2 separate regions of the Homo sapiens genome follow, and region 2 is linked to region 1. A link is an interaction called in ENCODE POLR2A ChIA-PET data of the cell type or tissue named here. Cell type or tissue: OCI-LY7. All regions are shown on one strand. Each heading gives the region's core, and the rest is flanking DNA. Links, peaks and the distances in the headings are about the cores only.

Evidence for each region. Peaks named below come from ENCODE experiments on the same cell type or tissue, not always from the same donor. Only the 100,000 strongest peaks of a DNase experiment are listed, where the experiment ranks them.
Region 2: POLR2A ChIA-PET joins it to region 1 with 9 read pairs; 4 of 35 experiments call an interaction of 5 or more read pairs at or near these places.

The regions. Positions count from the first base shown.
Region 1 is chr9:76,397,916-76,409,942 of GRCh38, reverse strand. It overlaps a transcript of GCNT1 not described here and the pseudogene RPSAP9. Among named protein-coding and RNA genes, the nearest start is that of RFK, 9.5 kb to the right of the region's middle. RefSeq lists enhancers at 1,162-1,211, 7,676-7,970. In OCI-LY7, for the core only: CTCF peaks have their summits at 6,256, 6,459 and 7,788; DNase peaks (open chromatin) are centred at 6,462 and 7,832; H3K4me3 peaks cover 462 bases; H3K27ac peaks cover 1,475 bases.
Region 2 is chr9:76,709,555-76,721,581 of GRCh38, reverse strand. It overlaps PRUNE2 (prune homolog 2 with BCH domain), which reads left to right. Exons shown (of 19, transcript NM_015225.3): 7 at 7,861-8,019; 8 at 10,224-12,027. Among named protein-coding and RNA genes, the nearest start is that of PCA3, 49 kb to the left of the region's middle. In OCI-LY7, for the core only: no CTCF peak of the experiment used is centred there; no DNase peak of the experiment used is centred there.

The DNA.
Region 1 (12,027 bases), core at 2,121-10,120:
AAATTTGTGGATGCAGTGAAAATAGTACTTAGAGGGAAATTTAGGGCATTGAATGCATATATTGGATAGGAAAAAATATCTAAAATCAGTCATCTAAGCTTCCACTTTAAGAAACTAGAAAAAAAAAGGGCAAATTAAATCCCAAGCAAGCAAAAGAAAAGAAATAATAAAAATTAGACCAGAAATCAATAAAAATCAGCCAGATGCGGTGGCTCATGCCTGCAATTCCAGCACTTTGGGAGGTCGAGGCAGGTGGATCACCTGAGGTCAGCAGTTCGAGACCAGCCTGGGCAACGTGGTGAAACTCCGTCTCTACTAAAAACACAAAAATTAGCAGGCCATGGTGGCACCCGCCTGTAATCCCAGCTACTCAGGAGGCTGAGGCACGAGAATCACTTGAACCCAGGAGGCAGAGTTTGCAGTGAGCCAAGATTGCACCACCACACTCTGGGCTGGGTGATACAGCAACACTCTGTTCACCTCCCCACAGTCCAAAAAAGAAATCAATAAAAATAAAAACAGAAAATCAATAGAGAAAATAAATGAAACCAGATGCAGTTTCTTTGATAAAATCAATAAGCCTCTAGCCAGGCTAACCAAGAAAAAAAGAGAGACACACACACAACTTAATAACATCAGAAATAAGAGAGGGGACATCACTACAAATGCTGGGAGCACTATAAGAATCATAAAGAAATATGAAACTCTCTATGTCTACAAATCTTATAATTTAAGTAAAATAGACTAATTCCTTAAAGACACGTTCGCCAAAACTCATGCAGAAGAAATATACATTCTGAATAAGTCTATATTTATTAAAGAAATTGAACAATTATAACCTTCGAAAACAAAAAACACCAGGCCCAGATAAATTCACCAGTGAATTCTTCTAAATATTTAAGAAAGAAATCATACTAATTTTCTATAATCTCTTTCAGAAAATAGAAGTAAAGAGGCCAGGCATGGTGGCCCACACCTGTAATCTCAGCACTTTTGGAGGCTGAGGTGCGTGGATCACTTCAGGTCAGGAGTTTAAGACCAGCCTGGCTAACATGGTGAAACCCCGTCTCTACTAAAAATTACAAAAATTAGCTGGGTGTCATGGCACACTCCTGTAATCCCAGCTACTTGGGAGGCTGAGGCAGGAGAATTGCTTGAACCTGGGAGGCAGAGGCTGCAGTGAGCCAAGATTGTGCCACTCTACACTATAGCCTGGGTGACAGAGTGAGACTCCATCTAAAAAAAGAAGAAGAAGAAAAGAAAATAGAAGCGGAGGAAGTGGTTTCTAACTCATTCTATGAGACCAGCATTATCCTAATACCAAAACTAAAGATATTTCAAGAAAACTACAGACCAGTATCTCATGAATATAGATGTAAAAATTCTGAACAAAATATTAGCAAGTTAAATCCAACAATGTGTAAAAAGATCCTTTGAACTGAGGCTGCAAGAAAAAAAAATTATATACATGACCAAGGAAATTTATTCCAGGTATGTAAGCCTGGTTCAATGTTTGAAAATTAATGATTAATAATTCATCATTTCAACAGACTAAAAAAGAAAAAAACATGATCATATTAATAGGTGCAGAACAATTATTTGATAAAACCAATACCCATTCATGACAAAAACTCAGCAAATTAGGAATAAAAGGGAACTTCTTCAATAGAATAAAGAACATTTACAAAAACACCCCACAGCTAATGATGAAAAATTAGAAGCTTTCCCAGAGCAGGAGCAGGTCAAAGATTTCCCCTCTTACCACTCCCTTTTAAAATCATACTTGGAAGTCCTAACTAATGCAGTAAGGAAAGAAACAGAAATAAAAGGTATGCAGATTGAGAAGGAAGAAGTAAAGCTGTCTTTGTTTGCAGATGATCTGAACATTTACGTAGAAAATCCATAAGAATAAACCACCACAACAAAAGATTCCTGGAACTAATAAATAAGTATAGCAAGGTTGCAGGATACAAGATTAACACACAAAATTTGATTCCTTTCTGGTATATCAGCAATTAACCAGTGGAATTAGAAACTTAAAACATAATATCAATACCATTTATATTAACACCCCAAAATATGGAATACTTAGGTATGAATCTAACAAAATATGTACAAGATCTATATGAGAAAAACTACAAAACTCTGATGAAATAAATCAAAGAAGAACTAAATAAATGAAGAAGTATTCCATGTTCAAGGATTGGCAATTCAATATTGTTAAGATGTCCGTTCTTCTCAATGCGATCTATAGATTCAACAGAATACCAACCAAATTCCCAGCAAGTTATTTTGTGATATTGACAAACTGATTCTAAAGTTTATATGGAGACACAAAAGACCCAGAATAGCCAACATAATCATGCATGAGTGTTAGTCAGAGGACTGACACTACCTGACTTCACGATTTACTATAAAGCTACAGGATTTACTAAAAGTAATCAAGACATAGTAGTGTTGATGAAAAAGTGGACAAATAGATCAATAGAACAGAACAGAGAGGCAGATATAGAGCCAAATAAATATAGTGAATTTATGTTTCACAAAGGAGCAAAGGAGAAAATGGACAAGAGTGTTCAAGAAATGCTGCTGGAACAACTGGACATCTACATGCAGGAAAAAAAAAAGAATCTAGACATAGACTTTATACTCATGCCCAAAATTAGTTCAAAATGAGAAAAATAACTCTATTATAATATATAAATCCTATTTTAGAAATTTGAAGTGTAAATGCAGTGCAGTAGTGTGGCAATAGAGAACACTGACCCAGAAGCTAAAAAAAAAAAAATTAACTCAAAATGGATCATTTTGTAAAATGCAAAACTATAAAATTCCTAGAAGATAACATAGGAGAAAATCTAGATGACCTTGTGTATGGGAATGACTTTTTATTTTATTTTTTGAGATGGTGTCTTTCTCTGCTGCCCAGGCTGAAGTGCAATGGCACAATCTCAGCTCACTGCAACCTCTGCCTCTGGGGTTCAAATGATTCTGGTACCTCAGCCTCCTGAGTAGCTGGAATTACAGGCATGAGCCACCATGCCCGGCTAATTATTGTATTTTTAATAGAAACTGGATTTTGCCATGTTGGTCAGGATGGTCTCTAACTCCTGGCTTCAAGTGATTCACCTGGCTCAGCCTCCCAGAATGCTGGGGTTACAGTCATGAGCCACTGTGCCTGGCCAGAACTCTTAAAACTCTACAAGAAGAAAGTGAACAACCTGATGATTTTTTCCTTTTTTGAGATGGAGTCTCGCTCTGTTGCCCAGGCTGGAGTGCAGTGGCACAATCTCGACTCACTGCAACCTTCGCCTCCTGGGTTCAAGCAATTCTCCTGCCTCAGCCTCCTGAGTAGCTGGGACTACAGGTGCACGCCACCACACCCGTGAGCCACCACGCCTAGCCAATTTTTCTTTTTTCTTTCTTTCTTTTTTTTTTTTTTTTTTGAGACAGGGTCTTGCTCTGTTGCTTAGGCTGGAGTGCAGTGGCACAATCATGGCTCACTGTAGCCTTGATCTCCTAGGCTCAAGTGATCTTTCTACCTCAGCCTCCCAAGTAGCTGGAACTACAGGCACATATCACCCATGCCCAGCTAATTTTTAAAATATTTTTGTAGATAAAGGGTCTCACTATGTTGCCCAGGCTGTCTTGAACTCCTGGGCTCGAGCAATCCTCCCACCTTGGCCTCCCAAAGTGCTGAGATGAGCCACTGCATCTGGTCTGATGTTTTTAAATAAGCAAAAGACCTGAACAGACACTTCACCAAAGATGATATACAGATGGCAAATAAGCATATGAAAAGATGTTCCACATCATATGTCATCAGAGAAATGCAAATTACCACTCTAGGCCTATTGGAAGGGCCCAAATCCAGAACACTGACCACACCAAATGCTGGCAAGGATGTGCAGCAACAGGAGCTCTCCTTAATTGCTGGTGGGAATGCAAAATGGTATAGTCATTTTGTTACACAGTTTGGCAGTTTCCTATAAAACTAAACATACTCTTACCACATGATCCAGCAATTGTATTATTTGGTATTTACCCAAATTAATTGAAAACCTATATTCACACAAAAACCTGCAGATTGATGTTTAGAGCAGCTTTATTCAGAACTGCCAAAACTTGGAAGCAATCAAGACGTCCTTCAATAGGAGAATAGGAAAATAAACTATGATACACACAGACAATAGAATATTATTCTATGCTAAAAATAAATGAGCCATCAAGCCATGAAGACGTGGAGGAAACTTAACTGCATATTTTTAAGTGAAAGAAGCCAGTCTGAAAATGCTACATCTTTTATAATTCCAACTATGTGTCACTGTGGAAAAGGCAAAACTATGAAGACAGTTAAAAGATCAGTGGTTGTCAAGGATTAGGGGTGAGGGAGGGATGAATAAGTAAAGCACAGAGGATTTTTATGACAGTGAAAATGCTCTGTATGATACGATAATGGTGGATACAAGTCGGTATTCCTTTGTGTAAACCCATAGAATGTATAACTCCAAGAGTGAACTCTCATGTAAATTACAGACTTGGGGTGATATTACATCAATGCACATATATCAGTTGTAACATGTACATTCTAGTGCCTAGTGCAGGATGTCTATAGTGAGGAAGCCTGTGTGTGTGTGTGTGTGTGTGTGTGTGTTGAAGGTCAGGGAGTATATGGGAACTTTCTGTACTTCTCAATTTTTCTGTGAACCTAAAACTGCTTTTTAAAAAAAGTCTACTTAAAGGAAAAAAGTATTGGCAAAACAGAGCTCACTAGCTGGTTTGGCTATTTTTGTAGAACAAACCACCTCAAAATTTGATGACTTGGGTTGGGTCTGGTGGCTCATGCCTGTAATCCCAGCACTTTGGGAGGCTGAGGCGGGCAGATCATCTGAGGCCAGGAGTTTGAGACCAGCCTGGTCAACATGGCAAAACCCCATCTCTAGAAAAAGATACAAAAATTAGCCAGGCATGGTGGTGTACACGCCTGTGATCCCAGCTACTTGGGAGGCTGAGGCAGGAGAATCTTGAACCTGGAAGGTGGAGATTGCAGTGAGCTGAGGTCACGCCACTGCTCTCCAGCCTGGGCCACAGAGCAAGACTCTGTTTAAAAAAAAAAAAAAGATGACTTAAAATAATCTATTATTTCAAATTATTTTCTGGGTTGCTTGGGTCTCACCTGAGCAGTATTCCTTCCAGGAGCTCATTTGAGACTGAAATGTCCAGGATACTTCAGGCCTCTCTTCATATATCTCTTTCTCTAGAAGGGTAGCTGGACTTATATCATGCCCAGCTTCTAACAGAGAGCATTCAAAGCCTATCACAGAGTTGCTACAGTTCTCTGTAAGCACACCTTTGAAGTTACACGATATCACTTCTGCCAGATTTTATTGGTCAAATTTCACAACCAGGTCAGTTTTAGTGGGGAGAGGAAATGGGCTTCCCCTCTCAATAAAAGGAGTGAAAAATATTTGGGAGCATTTTTAATTTAGCCTACTATTTTTTATTCAGCTGGTAATAATTTTCCAATCTATACCACCACCCCACTACACACTTTTATTTTTCATCTTCTAAATATATAGTTCATGCTGACACATCAGCAGATTAGACCAATTTTCTAAGTAGCTGTATTATTTTATATATTGGACAGAAAAAAAATTCTAAAATTAAAAAAAATTCCTAAAATTTTATATCATCATTGTGAGAAAAAAGGAGGGAAACACCAGTAATTTTGAAGACAAACTGAAATAATTTTATATGTAATTACTGTTGGTAACACCTATATTTTTGCCATCACGGTCACATTCCAAAGGTATCATGAATTTGAGAGAACATAAGACAGACGGCTGTCATGGACACTAAAGAATGGTTAATTTCACTATCAGTAAATCCTGCCTTAGAAGGGGAATTACTCCGAACAGAGGTCAAAGTTCATCTCCAGAATCTCAGACATATTTACTCATTATTCTGAAAAGAGTCCAGTGTCCTAGAAAGTTTTCCTTCTTCTTCGTCTCAGAAATTTTTAGCATCTTTATCTCCTATACCATCATTGCACCAAATGTATAATTAAAAACAATTTTTTAATGGGAAAGAAGTCTGAATTCTTCTGCCTATAATTCTAGGTGCTCTTCTCCTCCTTTTTCTCTTTCTCCATTTTCTTCTTCTATAGTGAAACATATATTCAAAGGAAACATCAAAAAGCATTAACTTTCTAAATTAAGACAGTCTTTTTATCTTTTGTGATTGAGGAAGAAGATAGAATGCAGTAGCCATGCTTCACCAAAGAACCAGATCCAAGCACATGAAGCAATGAGCAGGCCAAACATTTCTGAGTACAGAATCCTCCCGTGTCTAGCACAGGGCCTGATGAACCTCATTCCCTAACTTTCATTTTCCATTTGCAGTTCTTATTTCATGTGTCACCGCAGTTCTAGGTTCATGTCAGTAAAAAGCAAAATTTTAATATGCCATCTTGTGGATGCATGAGGAATGAAATTCTTGTAGTGCTTTTGGTTTTGGTGGTGAGAATTTAACATTGCATTTGCATAGTTTTTCCCCTGTAATACAAGCAATTTTTGCTCAATGCAAAAACAAAAAACAAAAATCAAAAAGCCATACAGGAAATACACAAGGAACAGTAGGTACTCAAATATTTGTGGAGTATCGATTTTTAAAAATTAGTAATCATCACACCCTTGATTTGGAGTGGACCCTATTAAAGCAGCCAGTGAATGAATGGATGAAGGAAGGAATACCTTTTTCTAAAACATTTGATATTGTAGGTAAGCTCTTGGTTTTCAGGCCTGACCTGACATTAGAATCTAATTTTCCAGAGATATTTTTAGTGTCTCATGTGGGTAGAAGTTGACAAAATTTGGTTTACATTCCATATAGGTATAAGAATTGTTTATTAGTACTACTGACAACCTTCCATTTCCATATGTGCGGTGTATTTATTAAACAATCAGGGCTGGGCACGGTGGCTCATGCATGTAATCCCAGCACTCTGGGAGGCCGAGGCAGGCAGATCACAAGGTCAGGAGTTTGAGACCAACCTGGCCAACAGGGTGAAACCCCGTCTCTACTAAAAACACAAAAATCAGCCGGGCGTGGTGGCGCGTGCCTGTAATGCCAGCTACTCAGGAGGCTGAGGCAGGAGAATCACTTGAACCCAGGAGGTGGAGGTTGTAGTGAGCCGAGATCATGCCATTGTACTCCAGCCTGGGCAACAGAGTGAGACACTGTCTCAAAAAAAAAAAAAATCAGCCAAATAAACATTTCATTATGGGTTATTATGAGGCAGCTGCATATAGCAGACAGACCTGGAGATCACTTAACTCTTTCAGAAAAGGTGATCTTAGGTCCATTGTCAAACGGATGGACAGCTTCTCAGCATTTTGTAGACTCTCTGTTTTCTTTTGGGTTTAGTAGGTCGTAGGCTCTCAGTCTGCTTTTTTTTGGTGCAAAATAACAATGTTAGACCAGATGAGTAATTTACAATTTGTGTGCTTCAAAAGGTTCTAAATATTCAAAGCACATTTCATTTAAAAATGTCTTTTATGAATTTAGTTTTCAAAATGTTATTTTAAAATATGTTTTCTGAATTTAATATGATACAACAGTACAAACAGTGATAGGAAGCAAATTCGGATGTAGTTGAGAGTGTTGAAGGAAAACTGGATGTGTTAACCAAAAAATATGCCTCTTTGACAAAAAAATTTTTAAGCTAAGAGCAAGTGGGAGGAAGCAGATACAGGAAAGCTCTCTGCCTCTCCTCTGTTTACCTAGTGGCAGGACACAGATTTACAAAGACAAAGGTGCCCTTCTTCCCTCTGTACCCGGAAGGACAAAAGTTAACCACTGAAGACAACTGTAGCCCTCATCTGGCTGGAGATGGCACAAGAGGAATCTACGTTAATAAGCTTTGCTAAGTGGACTTCATCTATCATTATTTTGCCTTCCCACAATTTGCCACCTCCAGAGATTCAAAGTTCTTTTCCTCTGTCTTGTCCTTTCTTTAGAAATGTAGTGTGTTTTTTGTTTGTTTGTTTGAGACAGGGTCTTGCTCTGTCACCCAGGCTGGAGTGCAGTGGCATGATCATGGCTCACTGCAGCCACAACCTCCTGGGCTCAAGGGATCCTCTGGCCTCAGCCTCCCAAAGTGCTGGGATTATAGCAGTGAGTCACTGTGCTGGTCCTTAATGTTCTTTATTGAAGTTTATATAAGCTAGAGGTCTGAGTCACCTCTTTGAGAATTATTCATTCCCTGGGCATCTCCCATATACATATAAAATATACATGATAATAAACATGTTTGCTCTTGCTTTGATAATCTGTTTTTTGTTACAGGGGGTCCCTTCTAACAACGCATTAGGGGTGAGGAAAAAAATTAGTTTTCTTTCTTTACACTGTAAACTTCATTAATGTGTTCTTATTGAGTAAATTTGTACTACATGAAGTAAATTTTATGAGTTTGAACCACAAATACATTTGTGGTTATAAAATAACACTTGTTTTTATGGCATGGTGGTGTACACCTGTAGTTCCAGTTATGCAGGAGGCCAAGGCAGGCAGATGGCTTAATTCCAGGATTTCGAGGCTATAGTGTGCTATGAGCTTGCCTGTGAATAGCCACTGCACTCTAGCCTGGGCAACATAGCGAGATCCCATCTCTAAAATAAATATGTAAATACATAAATAAATAAAACATTATTTATTTTCTATATTGGGCTTTTATGTAGAATTTTACATGTCTGTTTTCCAAGGTAGAATTCTGAAGACACTTACACTCAGCCAGCTTATTTGGACTGTAGTCCAGTTATAATGAATTTTCTATAGCAGACCAACAGGTAATCATCATCATAACAGCCAATACAGAAGGCTTACTACACATTACACACTGATTTAGTTACTTCACATGCATTAAGTCTTAAATCTTTCAAATGCTTTATGAGGTGCTATGGTGATTATTTTCTCACAGACAGGAAACTGGTGTAAGAGCCAGAGTCCCCCTTACCTACTACTAAGCTCTATCACCTCTCAGTAGAGCTTAGTAGTTCTGGCTTGTTTACTGCACATCCCTTTCTTGGAAATATGATCACAGGAACTCTCCCTAGCTAGACATTTTTCTTTCCTCTTCTCTGTTTAGTCGATTCACACATGCCCCAAGGCTCCAGCTCAAGTCCCACCTCTCTGGAAGGCATTGTCAAGCATACCTGACTCACAGGGTTCCCTTGCTCTCTGGCCTACTGGTAGCATTGTCTCATGCTAGGAAGCCTGTTTATATGAAGTCCAAAGAGTGAGTTAGAGGAATTGGTAAAGTTCCCTAGGGCTTCTGGGTAGAGAATGTAGAGGCAGGAGCTGAGGAGTGTGATAGGGAGAATCTGTGAACAATGGTTTAGTTTAGACTGATCCTAAGACAGAGGGAAGCAGAACATGACTTTTAGTGTGATTTGATCAGATTGGCATTTGAAAGGTTATAGCAGCACGAAAAAGCAGTAGAGAGAGACTAGTGTCAAATCTAAGGCTGGGAGAATAGAGTTGGCTACACCTGTGCAGGTAAGGGGTCATGGCTTGCATTCAGTGGGAGGAGGGGTAAAAATGGATTGGGAGAGACTTGGTAACTATTTAGGTGTGGAAGGTGTGAACGTTGATGTCAGACTCCAAGTCAGAAATTTTTAGATTAATTATTCAAAAACTAATAGACTCTACTTTTTAGAGCAGTTTTAGGTTGGCAGCTGCTGTTGCTGTATAGTTCTATGGGTTTTGATACATGCATAATGTCATATATTCATGAGGACAGTATCATACAGAATAGTTTCACTGCCCTAAAAATCCCCTGTGCTTCACATTCATCCCTCCCTCCGACCTCCAACTTCCCCAAACCCTGGTAACCACTGATCTGTTTACTGTCTCCATAGTTTTATTCAGAATGTAATATAATTGGAATCATGTGTTATGTAGCCTTTTCAGACTGGCTTCTTTCACTTAGTAATATGCAGTTAAGTTTCCTCTAGGTCTTTTTGTGGCTTGATAGCTCATTTCTTTTTAGCACAGAATAGTATGGCATTATATGGATATACAACAGCTTGTTTATCCCACCTATTGAAGGACATCTCAGTTGCTTCCACGTTTTGGCAATTCTGAATAAAGCTGCTATAAACATCCATGTGAAACAAAATAAAAATAAAATAAAATAGAAATAAAACATCCATTCATCCATTCCATTTGCATTCAGTGGGAGTAGGGGTAAAAATGGATTGGGGTAAAAACAAATAGGTTTTTTTTTTTTTAAGAAACTGATGTTTATTTTCCATCAACCATTTTTCCATGTTGCTTAAGAGCCTATGCAAGAACAGCTTAAGACCAGTCAGTGGTTGCTCCTACCCATTCAGTGGCCTGAGCAGTGGGAGCTGCAGACCAGTCTTCCGTGGCAGGCTGAGCGCTCCAGTCTTCAGTAGGGAACTGCTGAATAGGCACAGAGGGCACCTGTACACCTTCAGACCAGTCTGCAACCTCAGGCTGAGTAGCAGTGAACTCAGGAGCTGGAGCAGTCCATTCACCCTGAAATTCCTCCTTGGTCACTGCCTTTTCAGCAGCAGCCTGCTCTTCTTTTTCAATATCTTCAGGATCTCTGTAGAAGTAGAGATCAGGCATGACCTCCCACGGGTGGTCATAGGAAATCGTGCTACACATGCGCAGAACTTCCCGAGCCAGCATCTACCACATCAAACCCACTGAGTGAGCTCCCTTGTTGTTGCATGGGATGGCAATGTCCACATAGCGCATAGGAGAATCTGTGTTACACAGAGCAATGGTAGGTAGGTTAACATAAGATGCCTCCGTGAGAGGCTGGTGGTCAGCCCTGGGGTCAGTAACCACAAGAAGCCATGGCTCCCGGAAGGCTGCCTGGATCTGGTTAGTGAAGGTTCCAGGAGTGAAGTGGCCAGCAATTGGAGTGGCTCCAGTGGCAGCAGCAAACTTCAGCACAGCCCTCTGGCCAGTATTCCTGGAGGATATAACACTGACATCAGCAGGGTTTTCAATGGCAACAATAGCACTAGCTGCCAGCAGAAGCTTCTCCCAGGTCCTCTTCAGATTTATGATATAGATGCCATTACTTTTCCTTTTACAGATGTACTGTTCCATCTGGAAGTCAAGATTGGTGCCACCTAAGTGGGTTCCTGCTGCAAGGAACTTAAGGACATCCTCCTCCTTCATTTGCAGGACATCAAGGGCTCCGGACATTGTGAAAGTTTCCCTTTAAGTTACGACGGGAATCCAGAACAACGCCGTATGGGCCCCTCTGTAGGTAGCGCGGAAAGCAAAAACAAATAGGTTTTTGTGTGGATAAAAGTTTTCACCTCATTTGATTAAATATAAGTGAGCACAATTTCTGGATAACATAGTAAAAGTACGTTTAGTTTTATAAGAAACTGCCATATTATCTTCCAAGGGGCTGTACCATTTTGTATTCCCACCAACAATGAATGAAAGTTCCTGTTGCTCTACATGGTTGCCAGCATTTGGTGTTGTCAGTGTTCTGAATTTTGGCCATTCTAATTGGTATATAGTAGTATCTCATTGTTGTTTTAATTTGTATTTCCCTCACGATATATGATGTTGAACATCTTTTCATATGCTTATTCAGATCTTTTGCTCATTTTTTAATTGAGTTGCTTATTTTCTTATTGCTGAATTTTAAGAATTCTTCAGATTCATTTTTCATTGCTTACTTAGAATAAGCCTTCTTTTCCCTCACAAGCTGCCAGTTCTACTTTCTCTTTAGTCTTATTTGTGATCCTTCTTTCTACAGAGACAAATTAAACCAGAGAAGTGGACTCTTTCCCTACAGGCAGCTGAAAGGATGTGCAAGTGCAGTTCAGAGGGGGAAATAAAAAACACGTTTTAGAATACTTCCTTGGTTAAAAGCAGTAAGTTTGGCAAAGACACATAGACTCTCAACTCTAGATTTACTGAGAATGCTAGGTAGCATATTTTTGGAGTCAAATGAAGAAGAAAAATTATAAA
Region 2 (12,027 bases), core at 1,563-9,562, 310 kb before region 1:
TTTTACTACAAGTGACATATACTCACTTGATTTTTCCATTTCCTGCAAAAACAAACAAACAAACAAAAAAACCCAGAAATAACAAATCTGGGAATTGCTTGTTCCTGACATTAGAAAGTAATTTATTCTTAATAAAAGTCTTACTCAATATATTTCATCTGTAATTTGTGAGGAAGACAACACTATAATAGGTATAGTCCAGAATGCTTGACCTATGTGGGAAGTATTAGCACCAGGAGTAAAATTCACTGAAGGTCATTTGGCCCTTGGAGGTGAAACGGTGGAAATGATGAAAAAGACTATTCATTGTGATTTAGCTGAAGGAAAAATCACTATACATTTTTTTAATGCTTTAAAAGCTGTTGTTTGCATAGTGGCAGACAGAAGCTCATTCACTGAGTCTAACTTGGAATTAAGGATAGAAAATTTGATAATGAGATAAACACTGACCTATCAGTAGGTTTTATACCTTACATCTTTTAGACGGAGTCTCGCTCTGTTGCCCAGGCTGGAGTGCAGTGGTGCGATCTCGGCTCACTGCAAGCTCCGCCTCCTGGGTTTATGCCCTTCTCCTGCCTCAGCCTCTCCGAGTAGCTGGGACTACACGCGCCGGTCACCACGCCTGGCTAATTTTTTGTATTTTTAGTGGAGATGGGGTTTCACCGTGGTCTCGATCTCCTGATCTTGTGATCCGCCCGCCTCAGCCTCCCAAACCTTACATCATTTTTATATGAGTTTACTTCATATTTAACTTTGTGCAACTTCCTCCATCATCTCACATCTAAGAATTTTACATGTAAATCACTTAAATGACTTAAAGATGTGTGTGATTATTATTTGAAAGTTCACATATATTATGGAGAACATAAGGCAAAAATTGTCATAACCAGTCCCCACAGACAGAATCTTGCAAAAGTACTTTCTATGAATCAGATTTAATCCCATAAATCCTGAGAATAACCTAAAAAATAATAATAAAAAAACAGGAAAGGAAAGAGGCTTAATATTTATTGTCTACTATATGTCAGGCACTTGACCAGTCTTTTATATATGCTTTTAGTTCTCACAACAGTCCTATGAGGTGAGGGTTTACAGATGAGGAAACTAAGGCTCATGAAAATGAAGTAACTGATTTGAGTCACCCAGCTAGTGAGTGTCACAGCGAGGGTTAACCTCATGTTTGGCTGACTCGTAGGTCTTTACTACCTTGGCATGAGCTCCCTAAAATAATGGAGAGACACAATAAGGTTTCAGAATAGCAATTTGGCTAAATTATGACAACTTTAATAAATATCAGTGAATCTTAATGTCCATTGTATATTAGAATTCAATACGTATTATTTGAATACGTCTAGAAATGACATTCTACTTTTATGTGGTTATAAAAATTATCTTCCAGTTAACACTGTATCATGAGTGTTTTCCTGTGTCATTAAGTATTCTTTGATAGCATAACTTTTAATAGCAGTTTAACAATCCTTTGTGTGACCATTCTATGATTTACTTAACCATTGCTCTAGTGTTGGACATTTAGATTGTTTGTAAGTTTTAGTTATTAAAGTAATAATCCAGTTAACAGCTTTGTCCACAAATCTTTGTGTACATATATGATTATTTCGTTAGGATATATTTCTAGGCTGGACATGGTGGCTTATGCCTCTAATCCCAGCACTTTGAGAGGCCAAGGTGGGAGGATCATTTGAAGTCAGGAGTTCAGGACCAGCCTGGGCAACATAGTGAGACCCTGTCTCTACAAAAAATAAAAAAATTAGCTGGGCATGGTGGTGCACGCCTGTATTCCCGGCTACTAGGGAGGCTGAGTGGGAGAACAGCTTGAGCCTAGGAGGTTGAGTCTGCAGTGACTCATGATCATACCATTGCACTCCAGCCTGGGTGACAGAGTAAGACCCCAACTCTGAAAAAAAAAAGGAACATATATTTTTTTAATCTTTTTTTTCTTTTAGAGAGGAGCTCTCACTATGTTGCCCAGGCTGGTCTCAAACTCCTAAGTTAAGTGATTCTTCTGCCCTGGCCTCCCAAAGTGCTAGGATTACAGATGTGAGCCACCATGCTCGGCCTAAAAAAAAGAATATATTTCTAAAAAAAAGTTTGATAGTGCCCATTTGGAAATATTTACCAATAATAAGAAAAGAAGAAAATTTGTGTTATTAAAGGATTTCTTTGATTAATGAGTTCAGATCTATTTATTATCCATTTGAATTCCAGTTGTGAATTGTCTTTTATGTTTTGTAACAGTTTTTCCATTGGTATATATCCTTTTTTCATTGATTTATATTAACTCTTATTCTTGAGGACATTAAACCTTTTCCTCCTAGCTAAAAAAAAAAGTAATAATAATAATTGCATTGGGAAACTTTCAGTAGGCTTTAAGCAGGAGAGTGTCATTATTCAATTTATATTTTTAAAAGCTGCCTCTTGGGGAAGGGGTGGAAAAAAAATAAAATAAAGCTGCCCCTTGATGCTATGTGGAGACTACATTACTGAGAGACCAGCTGTGATGCTGCTGCTAAAGTTCTGGCAAGAGATGATGGTGGCTGTGGCTAGGACAGCAATGGAGATGAAGAGATATTAGAGACGTGTTTAGACTACAGATATATTTTAAAGGCAATGTTAATAGGATTTGCTGGTGAATTACGTGAGAGATGAGGAAAAAAACAATCAAGGATAATTCCTAGATGTTGGGTTCGAATAACTGGGTAGACGGTGGTGCCATTTAATAGGACAGACACAACTGAGGAGGCGGTGGGCCATATTTTACTTGAGATACTTATTAAACAGCTACATGCAGATCTCATGTGCATGTAGATTCTGTCATCAGTGGCAGACAAATGGTTTTAAAGCCATGTGGCTGGGTAAGATCATCAAGGAGAAAGTGGAAAGAGAGAAGAGAAAGGGGACAGGAAACAAAGTTGGGTGTGAATATTTGGAGGCTTAATAAGGAAGAGCAACCAGCAAAGGCAACTGAAGGGCAGTCGGTGAATCCGGAGAAAAACAAGGTGTGTGGTGTCAGGAAGGTGAAGGAATTAAGTGTTTCAAAACAGAGGGAGGGTCAATCTCATGGAATACTGTAGAGAATCAAGTAGGGTAAGAAATGGAATGTTATCTTTGGATTTGGCAACCTCGGAGTGCTTGGTACTTTTGAGAAGAGAGTTTCAGTGAAATGACGGAGCCAGATCCCCCACCAGGGGGACTGAGAAGACAACAGAAGGTGAGCATGTGTGAGTGATGCAAGAAGAGGGTTTCTGTCTCTCAAGGATATCTACTGAAATGTTTACAAGACATTCTTTACATCACTTTTGTTTCACACGATGCACTGAAGCTACCAGCAGACAGCATAAAGACTGCCTTTTTCTGAGCAATGAAAAACGTAAAATAGGATATTGTGAGAATGAAAGGTTTCACTGCATCTGCACTTTCAGCTGTGAATGGAGTAATCTATGGGGCACCATCACTATCACTATCTTGGTTTTGATATTAGTTCAGGTACAGCTGTATTATTTCTGTTTTCCTCCTCTGGGTTATAATGAGCATCAACTTCTTTTAGGATTCTTGGGACCTACACCTTAGCTTTTTTGACCAGGAAATAACAAAGGCTTTTTCTCCCCACGTTTCCAGGCTTTCCCACTCATTCCCAAACTAGAAATTACTCAGACAACAAGACACGTGACCTCTAAAAATGTTTAGTCATCGACCCTTCGGAATCACGAGTGACAAAGGGCTGTGACAGGGAGCAATTGCCATTCTCCCTAACTGCTGGCATTAGTATGAGATTTTGCCAGCCAATTCCCAGTTGCAATGATTCATAAAGTAACTTCCTAAATTCCATGCAGCAGTTATAGGCTGGGGTCACAAATGCAGAAGGTGTGTGTGGCTGGTGGGGGGGGTGGTAAGTTCAACAGGAAGTGCTTTTATTGTCTAAATCCTTAGTAAATTGAATGGGAGATATATATGTATGCACGTATATAATTTTAATTTAAGTGGGGGGAACATTTTGGAGACATTTGAGCAGATTAACAAATAGTATTTGTATACATGTAACTAAAACAGTAATTTATCAGGTAGAAGGCAGATGGGGGGAATAAAATGCCAACCTGTATCTACAGTTGGGTTGTGTTGATGATGAAGTGCTGTTTATTCAGGGCCAGCCTAGCTTGTCAGCAACATAAGAGCCACCGCAGCACATGACTCCCTGCGTAGCTAGAAGACAATAATAAATTATCCCCTATGCAAACAGCACCGGCATAAAAGCAGAACAAACACGCTCTGCCTCCTGGAATCCTGAAGATTCTCACTCATTCCCTTGTTTAATTCTGTTTTAAACATGAAACTCTTGACATTATCCCAAGGCCAGTAAGATCGAATCTGGCTTGGAGAGCTGATGAGAATCTGTTTTAGGGTTATTGTAAAATGTATTTTGTTTCTCTAACTTGCCTAGGTGATTCAAATAGTTTTTTGATTTATCAGTGCTTCATTTGGTCCTGTGGAATTTGGGGTCACCCAGGGGAAAACTGAGCTAGAGCACTTGAGGGACATGATGAAAATACAGTCTCTGCAGCCATAAAAAAGGATGAGGTCATGTCCTTTGCAGGGACATGGATGAAGCTGGAAGCCACCATCCTCAACAAACTAACATGGGAACAGAAAACCAAACACTGCATATTCTCACTCATAAGTGGGAGTTGAACAATGAGAACACATGGACACAGGGAGGGGAACAGCACACACTGGGGCCTGTTGGGGGGTTGGGGGGCGAGGGGAGGGAATCTAGATGATGGGTCAATAGGTGCAGCAAACCACCATGGCACACATATACCTATGTAACAAACCTGCGCATTCTGCACATGTATCCCAGGACTTAAAACAAAATTTTAAAAATTAAATTAAATTAAAAATAAACATACCTATACCATTCTGAAAAAAAAATAAAGAAAAAGAAAATATAGTCTTGATCCAGTGCCCAACCTGCTAAATGAGAACCTGTAGCAAATCGGCCCAGAAACGCACACCCTAAGGGGACTTTTATGATGAGGTTGCCATAGGAACAAAGAGCTGGCAGTGTGAGTCAGTACAAGTCCTGTGACAGTGCTGAGAGAGTCCAAAGGACTGGTTTGTAGGAAAATATATCAACTAATAAATCCCTCTCTGGAGTAGTGCTTTTCAGATTTCAACGTGCATTCCAATTCCTAGGATTGTTGGAAAATGCAGATCCTGCTTCAATAGGTCTAGTGTTTTGCCGGAGACTCTGCATTTCCAACAAGATGCCTGGTGTTGCCAATGCTTTTGGACTTGAGTCCATCGAGGTCCTAGAGCCATCAGTTTAACACAGAAGAATTAAAACAGTTTGGAGATCAGCCGGCATTTTTGAATAGGAAACTTTCCACAAGTGTGGCTTTGAACAGTGTTGATTCTACTGATTCTTAATCTTATGCTCAGATACAAATAAAACCTGCCCCCTCTTGTTTCAGTGACCCGGCCAGGAGTGTAGTGAGAATTTTGTTATATGTAAAAATCTCTTAGAAATGTGTGTCTTCTTTCAAGGGTTTATAAATGTATTTGGAGGCCTTTATATACATAACGAAAAATACTTAGAAAGGAAAACTGTAAGGCTTATTGTGCTGAAGCCTTCAGTTACTGGAAATAAGTTGTAGTTAGTTGTAGTCTCTTTTTATTTTTTTCAGGGCTATATCTTTTTTTACAGTTCATAGTTGCTACAAGTTTAGCAATGAGGTTCTTGATTCACCCTCAATGATGGTTTGAAATAATTTTATCTGTTGAACACACATTGTATATGAGTTTTGATTATTTAAAAAATCTCCTTTTAAATATTTAATGTCTTTCTATTGTGGATGAATTAATTTTTTAAACATCTACTTAAAGATTGTTATTAGGCCATTTGGAAAATAAATAAAAAGCATGAAAGCTGACAGTACACACTTTGGAACACACACTTCCAAAAGCATATGTTCCAAACGCATATGACTTATATGATCATAAATGTCATTACAATAGATCCTTGATGTTCATCAGCATGAGAATAGATCCTGAGACCTTTGTGGATTCGTATGTGCAATTCCTTGCAACCAAAAAAGGGAAAGTGGCCCAGTAAGATGCCAGATGAGAGTGGCTGCCTTGGAGTAGACAGCAAAGCCTCCTCGAAACATGGAAGCCCGTGATGGGCGGGGCCTGCCTGCCTACCTACCCAGGGTCTTGTGTGCCCTCTTCAGAGCCTCACAGACCTTGAGATTCAACTCAGCAGAATTACAGAGTACGGGTATGATGGCTTTTTGAAGTGGCTGGTAAATAGTCTAAGCCACAAATACCCAATCCACGAGTTTCAAAGAATGACCACATAGACATTAATGTGGGTATGGGGAAATCTGCAACTCTCTGCACGGCATCGTTCACATCTTCACAGTGGCTGTCCTAGGAGATGTGTGTGGCACTTCCACTTTCTGTGGTACACATTTCTGTGTTGTTTTAGTATCTTACCCATGACAGGCATAATTCTGATTGCTATTATAATCAGAAAAAATGAACAGAATCTTTTAAATCCCTTGAGTGCACATCATGGTGTTTTTTGTTGAGTGACACAATAGACTGTCAGTTGATGAATTATGTGGTATGATCATATATGTGCTAGGATAGATATATATGTGGACTATGATAGAAGATTATGGATGATGGAGCACAGGTTGATTTTGTGTACCTGTCTCTCCAGTCATCCGACAAACATTTCTTGAACAACTAGTATATGCCAGGCATTATGTTAGGGGCTAGCATATGTTCTTCACTGTACTTCTTTAAGGAAGAGAGACACCCACACAGAGAAAGTGGCTCTCATTGTAGTTAATAAAACTCAAAGACCGGACCGGGTGCGGTCTTACGCCTGTAAGCCCAGCACTTTGCAAGGATGAAGTGGGTGGATCAGTTGAGCCCAGGAGTTCGAGACCAGCCTGGGCAAAATGGCAGAACCTGACGCCTACAAAAAAATACAATAAATTAGCTGGGCATGGTGATACACACCTGTAGCCCCAGCTACTTGGGAGGCTGAACTGGGAGGATTGCTTGAGCCCAGGAGGCATAGGTTGCAGTGAGCCGAGATAACGCCACAGCACTCCAGCCTGGGTGACAGTGTGAGACCCTGTCTCAAAAATAAATAAATAAGTACATACATACAGTAAATAAAACTTGAAGCAGCCAGAACATTTTTGCAAATGATATGAGCCACATCTGGGTAATCTGAGGTATTGGGATCCCTTTCTGCAATTATTCATTCCTCCACAGCTGCCACATAGAACAAGCAAATCTGACATCACAGCTCTTTTAAAAATCTCCCAGAATTCTACACTGGAATAAAGATCACCCAGTAAACTCAGCTATGTTGATTCGTAGGAATTTCTCCTTGGAGTTAATAATAATCATTAGAAAAAAAATACAGGAAGAAATAACTTCCTCCTATTCTTATTGTGATAAATTGTAACAATAGCAGACATTCGTATATAGATCCTATAAGCGACAAGAGGGAAAATAGGATTTGCAAATTAAGCATCTGAATAAATATTTTAGAAAAAAATGTTTAGGATATCTGTTCTTTGTCTAAACTATTATTAATAATGGCAAAAACTCCTTTCTTACATGGTTTGGGAAAACAAACAAGCAAAGTGTATTTTAAGCCATAGCATGAAAGTTTCCACTCCTTCTCAAAGCAAACTGTATTTCACTTGCCTTAAATAATAAATATCTCTCCTAAATACATCATAAGACTGGACAAATTTGTGGAACAACTCCCCGCAGCTGGGCAGTTTGACATTAATATCAAATTTCCTGTTGTCGTTTCAGAATTGTCTATTTCACAGCAATATTACCAGTGACTTGAAAGCATTTACAGACAAGTTTGGTTTTGATGTCCTCATCCTGTTCTCCAGCTATCTGTCAGAGGAGCAGCAGCCGAGACGACAGATTGCTGTGTACTCAGAAAACATGGAGCTGTGCAGTCAGGTGAGCCCCTCCTCTGACCCCGTCATGTTCCCTCTGTCCTAACCTGCTGGCTCTCAGAACACACAGTGCAAGACAGAACAGATTGGTGGCTCATGAGCAATTAGCCCAAGAGGTAGAGTCCTAGAGGTTTGAGTTTTAGGAAATGATGGGGGTACTTTTTACATTTGGCCTTTTAAGAAAGCCCCAAAAGCATTTCTCTTCTTGACTGAATCCATAGTGCAAAACATTAGCTCTTTCTCATTCCCAAAAGAGCAAGTTCTCCTTTGGGTGCTATTTTCTTCTAGGACTGCTCCCTGATCATAACTGACAAGGTTTAGCCCCTGTCCCAGGACCGGTTTGGTGCCCAGTGTTTAAGACCTGGTGATCTGATGCTTTAATCAAAGTTAGTTTGTCTCCAGGTACCAGAACTCTGACTAGGTAATCAGTTATCCTCCAGGTTGATAGCTGAGTCTTTTAACCCAAGGCCTAGGAAATAAAAAAAAAAAAGAATTAGATAAATTAATCAAAATAGGCCATCGGATATACCAAGCCAGGTGTACTTAATAACTAATATGAGAACATACATGATTCATTATAATAGGAGCCACACGGGGCCCCAGATGCTTCATTACTTATTTCTCTTCACTAATGGATTCAATGCCTTATGTATCCATGGGTGGCTAGAGGCACAGTCTCTGCCCCTTTCTTTTCTACATCCTCCTTTCTGTCCCCCAAGAGCTCCACTGTAGCTCTCTTGACCCATGCCTATGGGTACTCTCGGGCTCTCTCAAGTCCGAATGTGAAAGAGCATCTCCTCCTCTGACCTGCATCACCAGCCTGTGGTTTTTTCATCACTTTCCTCTGCATTTGGTTTCAAAGCTAAATTTCATCTTTGGTCACTGGCTTCCCAGGGACGGGATTTAGGCCTTGGAAGCCTACAACATGGCGGCTTTCACATCACTTTTAGCAGTAGACCCCTTTTTCAAACCAATGTGAAAATTGGTTCATTGGAAACAGACAAAAGTAGAAGAGCAGATGAAGGAGTTAAAAGCTCTTGAGTTGACCCCAGTCCTCCTCTCTTCTCCCCACCCACCCTCCCCATCCTAGCAATAGCCAGAGGTGGATCGCTGGAATCTTAAGCAACAGAGTCCTGGCTCTGGCCTAGCGAGTTCCTCTTGGCCTGTGTGGTCACACCACTGGCCGAGTCAGCCTTTGCAGCTAGGTTGCCTGGGTACAGAACTCAGGCTCCAGCACTTGTTAGCTGTGTGTTGCTGGACAAGTTATTTAATCTTCCTGTATCTTCATTTCTTCATGGGTAAAATAGGAATAAAAAGAGTTCCTACCTTGTGGAATTACTGTGGTGATTAAAAGAGATAATGATCATAAAACCCTTAGAACCATGCCTGGCACATGAAAGCACTCAATAAATGTTAATTAGTAGTAGTAGTAGTATCTATGTGAGCTCCATGGTGGTAGTGGTGGTTGTTATTATTATTATTAATTTTATCTCTACTAATCCCGTGGGGCCATTTCAAAGGCCCAGCACAACAAAATACTCCTGACATTCCTTAAAAATCAGAAAGCCGTAACCCAGTTCTGGCCTCACACTGACCATCCGTCAGTGTCCCCTTGCCTCCCAGGTTAGCTTTGCCTGTTTTGGGCTCCATGCCTCCGTTACCTGGGGTGAAAGGGACTGAGGGGTCCTGAGTGCTGTTCGGAAAGATCAGACTGCGGGAGCATCTTTGTCTTTCCTACTCTCTCTTTTGCATTCTGAAGCTATCAGAGGTTCAAGCAGCCCTGGCTGCCCCCTCCCAAACAACAGCCTGTCTCCTGATATTGTCCCCTTATTCCAACACTTTTCCTATAGTTGTCAGCAACATGCATTATCTCTGCTTTTTTGCAACTCGAATTACATTGCTATTGGAAGATGGTATTATATTACAGTTAGGAAAGAATAGGTGGTTTAAACTCCTTTACCCAAACGTTCAGGAGCCTTCAAAATCGAGCACCTGGATTTTGAATTAAACAGAGAGACAGTTGGATAGAATTGGAGAAAGGGTTGGTGGTACAGTAATCAGAACTTTCTAAGTTTGAGATCTTCTTTTTCAGACAGATGAACACAGATTAATTTTATATTTAAAAATTAAGCGAGATAAATTGCAAAGTGCAATTGCAAAGTGCAACAGTGCTTGAGTGCTGACACAAATTCCTGTGCCTTCCGACAGATTTGCTGTGAGCTGGAAGAGTGTCAGAACCCTTGCCTAGAACTGGAGCCCTTTGACTGTGGCTGTGATGAGATCCTGGTGTACCAACAAGAGGACCCTTCAGTGACTTGTGATCAGGTGGTTCTCGTTGTCAAGGAAGTCATCAACAGGAGGTGTCCAGAGATGGTCTCCAATAGCCGGACATCCTCAACAGAAGCCGTGGCAGGCAGTGCCCCCCTCTCCCAGGGGTCTTCTGGGATTATGGAATTGTATGGTTCTGACATAGAGCCACAACCCAGCTCTGTGAATTTCATAGAGAACCCTCCAGATCTCAATGATTCTAACCAGGCTCAGGTGGATGCCAATGTAGACCTTGTTAGCCCAGACAGCGGACTGGCTACCATTAGGAGCAGCCGCTCATCCAAGGAGAGCTCTGTTTTCCTCAGTGACGACAGCCCCGTGGGAGAAGGTGCTGGGCCTCACCACACCCTTCTCCCAGGGCTTGACTCCTACAGCCCCATCCCTGAAGGGGCGGTGGCGGAGGAACATGCATGGTCTGGAGAACACGGTGAGCACTTCGACCTCTTCAATTTTGACCCAGCACCCATGGCTTCTGGGCAGTCCCAGCAATCTTCTCATTCTGCAGACTACTCCCCAGCAGATGACTTCTTCCCCAACAGTGACCTGTCAGAAGGACAGCTCCCCGCTGGGCCTGAAGGACTTGATGGCATGGGAACCAACATGTCTAATTATTCATCCAGTTCACTTTTGTCAGGGGCTGGCAAAGATAGCCTTGTGGAACATGATGAGGAGTTTGTCCAGAGACAAGACAGTCCCAGAGATAACTCTGAAAGAAATTTGAGCCTGACAGATTTTGTGGGAGATGAATCCCCTTCCCCAGAAAGGCTAAAAAATACTGGAAAGAGGATCCCACCAACACCCATGAATAGTTTAGTAGAAAGCTCGCCATCCACTGAAGAACCAGCCTCACTCTATACAGAAGATATGACCCAAAAAGCAACTGACACAGGTCACATGGGGCCACCTCAGACCCATGCACGGTGCAGCAGCTGGTGGGGTGGTTTGGAAATTGACTCCAAAAATATTGCAGATGCGTGGAGTTCCAGTGAACAGGAATCTGTTTTCCAGAGCCCTGAATCATGGAAAGAGCATAAGCCAAGCTCCATTGATAGGAGAGCCTCAGATTCTGTATTTCAACCAAAGAGCCTCGAATTTACAAAGTCAGGTCCCTGGGAGTCTGAATTTGGTCAGCCTGAACTGGGTAGCAATGATATTCAAGACAAAAATGAGGAAAGCTTGCCGTTCCAGAACCTGCCCATGGAGAAGTCACCTTTGCCAAATACATCTCCCCAAGGAACAAACCACCTGATAGAAGACTTTGCTTCTTTGTGGCATTCTGGTCGCTCTCCCACAGCCATGCCCGAGCCCTGGGGAAATCCTACAGATGATGGTGAACCAGCAGCTGTGGCGCCATTCCCAGCCTGGAGTGCATTTGGTAAAGAAGATCATGATGAAGCTTTAAAAAATACCTGGAATTTGCACCCAACAAGCAGCAAGACACCTTCTGTTAGGGACCCGAATGAGTGGGCCATGGCAAAAAGTGGGTTTGCCTTTTCTTCTTCAGAACTACTGGACAATTCACCCAGTGAGATAAACAATGAAGCAGCTCCAGAAATCTGGGGCAAGAAAAACAATGACTCCAGGGATCACATCTTTGCACCTGGAAATCCCAGTTCTGATCTGGATCACACATGGACTAATTCTAAGCCACCAAAAGAAGATCAGAATGGTTTAGTGGATCCTA